Linked DNA regions of Mus musculus: region 1 is linked to region 2. The links are chromatin loops, found by intact Hi-C in ENCODE. Cell type or tissue: gastrocnemius. All regions are shown on one strand. Each heading gives the region's core, and the rest is flanking DNA. Links, peaks and the distances in the headings are about the cores only.

Region 1 (2,926 bases), core at 205-2,704, 1.2 Mb after region 2:
TTCAAGGGCTAAGGATGTAACTCAGTAATAGCACACTTTCCTAACAGTCCACAGTGCAGGGCCCTGAGTTTCATGTCCAGAACATCGAACATCAACAATAAGAAAGTTAATAACAACTTTAAAATCTGATTATTTTATTTATAATGTGTTTCCACCTGGTCATGCGAACTAGACATAAACAAAAAGACATTTGATTTTGATCTCCCACAACAAACATAGCATTTCTATGTCTCGTTACCTACAAGTAAAATGGGAGAAGACCTCAGAGTTGATGGAAGGACTCAAAAGGATATTAAATATCAAAGATTTAGCATATAGTAAGTCCTCATTAAATGTTATCTATTGTTTTCACTACCAGCTGGAAAAAAGAAATGGGGAGGAGCGTGTACTGTCATCTTTTGCTGAAATTCAAGAGAACTATCAGGATGACCAGAATCGACAGAGTGACTCATAATGAGTATTTCAGGTCACTAGACACTGGGGGCAAACATCACTCCCAAATGCACCCTGTACTTCACACGCCATCTCATCAGGTTTGGACATGCTTATTCACCTGCAACAAGTCCTAACCTTTTCCCAAAGCCTAAGCAAACAAGATTTCTAGAGAACATGCGAAGATCTCAGTTCAACCAGGGTTGAAATCTCAAAAACTGTTTTTAAAGATTCACTATGACTAATGAACACATCTGAAATTTCTCAATCTTAATAATTCTCTGTTCAAAGATACTTTTCTTCAGGTTACACTTTGATCTTAATATTCATACTTAAAGATAATTTTTGAAGATTCATTTGGAAATGTTTGCCAAATTCTCAGCTAACTACATATTAGATTCTGAAAATGTCCTAACATGTACAAGCTAATAAAAATGTTATTTTTAATAACTTTTAGCTTAACCTTATCATCTCAGAAATTAAACACAATGAAGTACAGACCTGACTTAATTAGATTCTCTTGCTACTCTATATATCCCCCTTCCCTCCTTCCCTCCCTCTGCCCCCCTCCCTCCCTCCCTCTCCCCCTCTCCCTCTCCCTCCCCCCCCCCTCTCTCACCACATGAAGATAGGCACATTTTAAAGTATAAACACAAGTTTTGTAGTAAGATACATAATTTGTATTTATCAGTTACATTTAAAATTTATATATGTACATAGTATGTATATTTGTGTGTGTGTGTGTGTGTGTGTGTGTGTTTACTCAAAAAGGAGAGGGTGAGAAACACATTTTTCTGTTCTCTTGCTGCCCTCTAGTGGCAGACTCGAATTCACAAAAGCCAATTTTCAAAAAGAAGGAACAGACAAGCATTGTGGTCTGTGTTCTCAGGGCTGCTAGATTTGGGTGTCAGAAAAATACATAAATCAAGGTTGTTTTTTAAAAAGTGACTCTTGTTTGCCTCCTCAAATCTGTCATGTTGCTACATCGATGCAATTTTTTTCCTGGATAAGTTCCTATTTAGACATTTGGGAACATAGGCTGCATTTGAGTTTGCACAAACTTTGTACTGAAAACAATCCTGCTTTCTCTGGCCAGTTTACAAGAAGAATTAACCTCAATCCTCTGCAACAAGAGCTGTATCATTCAGTATTCCTGTTCCTTTAACCATGACTTTTAACGACATTCATCTTTAGAGACAGTAAAACCCACTTTGACACATATTAGGAGTGGATTTCCTAATTATCTTGAAAATAATGTCTTTCCCAGAAAACTATACTAACACCATGAAGCATCATTGTGTACAACTGAAAAATAATTACCTACTCACTAGAAGGGAAATATTGGACTAGAATTGTAGCCCACTGTTACAGCAGTCATAGTGTGTATGGTGTTACATCCCCAGTAGTAAAAATATATGTAAAAAATGAAAGTATTGTAATACACAGATTAGCAGTACAGAGAGAACTTAACAATAGTAACAGTACCTAAGTCAGTGTTGGTGAAGCAAAGACAAGCAGAACTTAGTATTTCACTTAAAAATCAATAGGTCTCCATACATCGGGATGCAGCCTTATCCTGACAGAACAAAATTTGTCTGAGTTTTGCCACTTAACACACTCGGTTTCTCTGTATCTAGAAAATCAATAATATGCATCATTTTGAGTCAGAATGAGAACTAGACAAGCTGAGAGTACAGTGCATCTCACTGCACTCAGCCCAATTCCAGGGTCATTGCACAAAAACCTAAGTCTGAGGAAGCTGAACAACTAGTTTGTAGCATTGACATGGTGGGATCAGGAGCAATAAAGGAGGAATGTGCTAATGTTTGGCTATGCTGCCGACAAAAAGCATTGTCAAAGTACACTCGAGATAATAGATAGGCAAGGATTCAAGGCTGGCATCTGAGCTCTTTTATAATCTACCCGAGAAGAATTGGCGGGGTGGGCTATGAAACTGGAAGTAGGAATAAAGTTGGAGAGATGCACTTTCTAAAGAGTTTTATGTAAAATCAAGTGCCTGGGGCCAGAAGATCTTTAAAGTCACTTTCTAATTCTGATATTCAAATGGATCCATCCCATATTCCATTTCCTTAAGTGAAATAACATTCTGTCCTCAGAACTAAATCACTAAGAACCGCCTTCACAGCTGACCTCTCTCTTCCCCTTGTAATTCCCAGCAGCTCCCCTAAACACAATGTTCAGAAACCAAAATTCAACCTTCCTCTGTCAGTCCAAATTGTGTCTGTATAGCAGGTCCCAGCACCCTGATCCACACTACTCCATGAGCTAAAGAGAGTGAGGACTTGAGACTAATGGATAGTGCTGTTCTAGGGGATTAGTGTCAGGGGACAATGTCCTTTCCCTCGTTACTTACCTGCTCTCCTATTTAAAAATTTAGAGATGATTCAAATTATTACAAAAAAAAAAAAGAGTAACAGCGTTAAGACAGACCTAGGAATGGACTCCTTTAATCATCAGCCCGCCCAGTACACTT
Region 2 (2,926 bases), core at 99-2,598:
ACTAACCAGTACCCCCAGAGCTCGTGTCTCTAGCTGCATATGTAGCAGAAGATGGCCTAGTCGGCCATCACTGGGAAGAGAGGCCCCTTGGTCTTGCAAACTGTATATGCCCCAGTACAGGGGAATGCCAGGGCGAAGAAGTGGGAGTGGGTGGGTTGGGGAGCAGGGTGGGGGGAGGATATAGGGGACTTTTGGGATAGCATTTGAAATGTAAATGAAGAAAATATCTAATAAAAATTTTAAAAAAGAAATTTTAGCTCTAAAAAAAAAGAGAATTCTCAGTATTTACAAAGCACATGGTAATGAAGTTTTCTTCCGTAAATATACTGGATTCTTCTAAGATATATTTTGCTTCTTGTAACACATGTTTAAGCTAAGACTGGGTACAGTACCATATGGGATATCATTTTTCAACTGTAAAATGAAATCCAGAATCAGAATTTGGGCTTAAATCATCAATATAAGGATTTTATAGCAGTCAATTATGGTAAGGGTTTTTTGTACTTTTTAAAAAAATTTCTAGTGTCTCATTTTGTCATTAACTTGACTGCATGATCTTGTTCAAGTAATTTAGTCTGTCTATCTCATATTCCTTTAAGTGCAAACACGTTTCATACAATTGTATTTAACATCAAAGGAGATAATGGATTTTGAGTCTTTATATCAGCATGATGTATTAAAATGTTGCCAAGGCTTACTGAACTCTTGGGGAAGCCTAGACTCATTTCCATCAGCTATTTCATTAATGCTGCTAGTAAGCCCATTTTATGGATGAGGCAGGTGTGTCAGAGACAAGCTGGGAACATTGCCTGGGATTTCAAGCTAGGAACAAGCCTAGTAAATATTACAAAGAGAGTTTGGCTCTAGAATTCTGAAAAGCAATTACAGTGTCCTATCAATGGCCCAGGGTTCTGTCTTCTAATGCAAGCACTTACCAAACAAATGCTTTGTGAAAATCTAATGAAAGGTAAAGACATTCCCTTCCCAAAAGTGCACAAATTTACATGTGTATGTGTTTATATACTGTTCTCTACACCACTGCCTAAAATCTTTGTAGTGTAGGTTATTCTGGAAACTCTGAAGAAAATAATAATAAAAGAAATAGCTCCAAAGATTAATTCCATCATTGAAAACTTGGAACACAGCCTTAAACTCTAATAAAGCAGTCCAGTTCTAGAAATTTCAGAGAAGCTGAGGCCCTCTTGTTACCCTCTATCTCCACCTGCTGGACTGCTGCTCTGTAATGACAACAGCTTTATTCTTAATGTTTACGGACATCTACTTGTCCAAAAACATGAGCTTATACTCTCCTGCGGGCTGCCAACCCAAACCAGAGGTTAAGGTCTTTGCCAATCCCCTCAATGCTGTTACTAGCAACCCTGTTATGTCTGTGGTGCAGGGTCCTTGCCACTTTAGCTTTGAATCCGAAACTGCGTCACAAGAATTTAGGAAAATAGACATAAGAATTCAGCAGAGGGCGCTGGAGTACACATTTCTCTGAGGTCCTAACCATATACTGTCAGACGTTGTGTTTTCTTCATATACAGTATATATTTCTGTAATATGCACTTCCTCAAGTTATTCATTTTACTATTAATTTTTGGGTGGATTTCAAAATCGTAAAATGGGGAGGGGCAAAAACAGAGCCCTTTGTGGCCCAGCTTAAGATATTTTCTTCTAATTCTAAGGTGTCATGCTCTTCTCTGTACTCTTTTCGATTACTTTCCAATTTAAAAACCTCAAGTTGTTATCAAAAACCTGACCATAAATCTAATCAAATTTTTGTCAGATATGAAGCATAGTCACAGTTTTATTTGTCATTTGACAGCCTTAAAGACCCCCTTGCCCATGTGAAACAAGTCAGATCATCTGTTTTACACTAATTGTTTGCACAGTCTGTTCTCTTCCTTAATGTGCTATATTCCTGCACTCTTCTAAGTAGCACACAACTCAGATAGCATGGCTCCTAGCACTAATCTAGAAGGGGTAAGATTTTAAACATTGTAACAAGCCAGGCAGTGGTGGCCCACGCCTTTAATTCTAGCATTTAGGAGGCAGAGCCAGGTGGATTTCTGAGTTCAAGGCCAGCGTGGTCTAGAGAGTGAGTTCTAGGACAGCCAGGGCTATACAGAGAAATCCTGTCTCCAAAAAACAAACAAACAAAACAAAACAAAACAAAAAAGTAACAACATTGTCAACTTTTGTTATTGATGATGTATTTGTTGTCTTTTCCCTCAGTATCTGCTATGCACTCAGAGAAAAGAAAACATGTTCAAATCTCCAGTTTCTGTAGTGCTACATGCCATTTTGTATGTACTCAGCAAATTTCTCTTATGATGTTAGAGATTGAGCCTATTGCCTTGCACATGCTCAACAAATAAATGCTCTTCCACTGAGATATTCCCACCAATTACAACTGCTTAGTTTGAGAAATACTCTCCAAGTTTCGTGGACTGATTTTGAGTTCTCTATTGCAGCCTAAGCAGGCCTTGAACTCACAATTCTCTTACTGCAACCTCCACAAAACTGGGAATACATGCATGTACCACCAGGGCTAGCATTGTTTCCTTTTCTATTTGTAGGTAATGTATAGGACAATCAAGACAATTCTTTTCTCAGAACCTTAATTAGAATAATGTTCCAGGCAAACGTGTTTGCTTTCTGTTTCTCAGCCTTTGCTCTTTTCTGTGTGCAAAACAGTCAAGTAAGAGATAAACAGAGTAAAAAAGAAACCTGGGGTAATAAGGACAGAATTAAAAGTTCCATTTAGAAGAAATGTTAAGTGGGTTTCTCTTAATCTCTTATGTAGCTATATAAACTCATGATCTTCCTGCTTCTACCTCCCACGTTCTGGGATCACACTTGCCAAACTTGTTTAAAGAATTCTCCTCCTGATTCTGCAGTAATACTACTAACCAGAAACAGT

The links. Hi-C counts contacts between places; a loop is a spot of excess contacts. Peaks named below come from ENCODE experiments on the same cell type or tissue, not always from the same donor. Only the 100,000 strongest peaks of a DNase experiment are listed, where the experiment ranks them.
Region 1: a loop joins it to region 2, with 4 times the contacts of the local background. A loop is called at or near these places in 22 of 42 quality-filtered maps.

Annotation. Positions count from the first base shown.
Region 1 is chrX:98,617,803-98,620,728 of GRCm38, forward strand. The region is part of intron 19 of Ophn1 (oligophrenin 1); the gene reads right to left. Among named protein-coding and RNA genes, the nearest start is that of Gm26000, 200 kb to the right of the region's middle. In gastrocnemius, for the core only: a CTCF peak has its summit at 1,275 (motif pointing left); a DNase peak (open chromatin) is centred at 1,233.
Region 2 is chrX:97,430,239-97,433,164 of GRCm38, forward strand. No RefSeq gene overlaps it. Among named protein-coding and RNA genes, the nearest start is that of Eda2r, 54 kb to the left of the region's middle. In gastrocnemius, for the core only: a CTCF peak has its summit at 1,418; DNase peaks (open chromatin) are centred at 1,279 and 1,435; H3K4me3 peaks cover 389 bases; H3K27ac peaks cover 448 bases.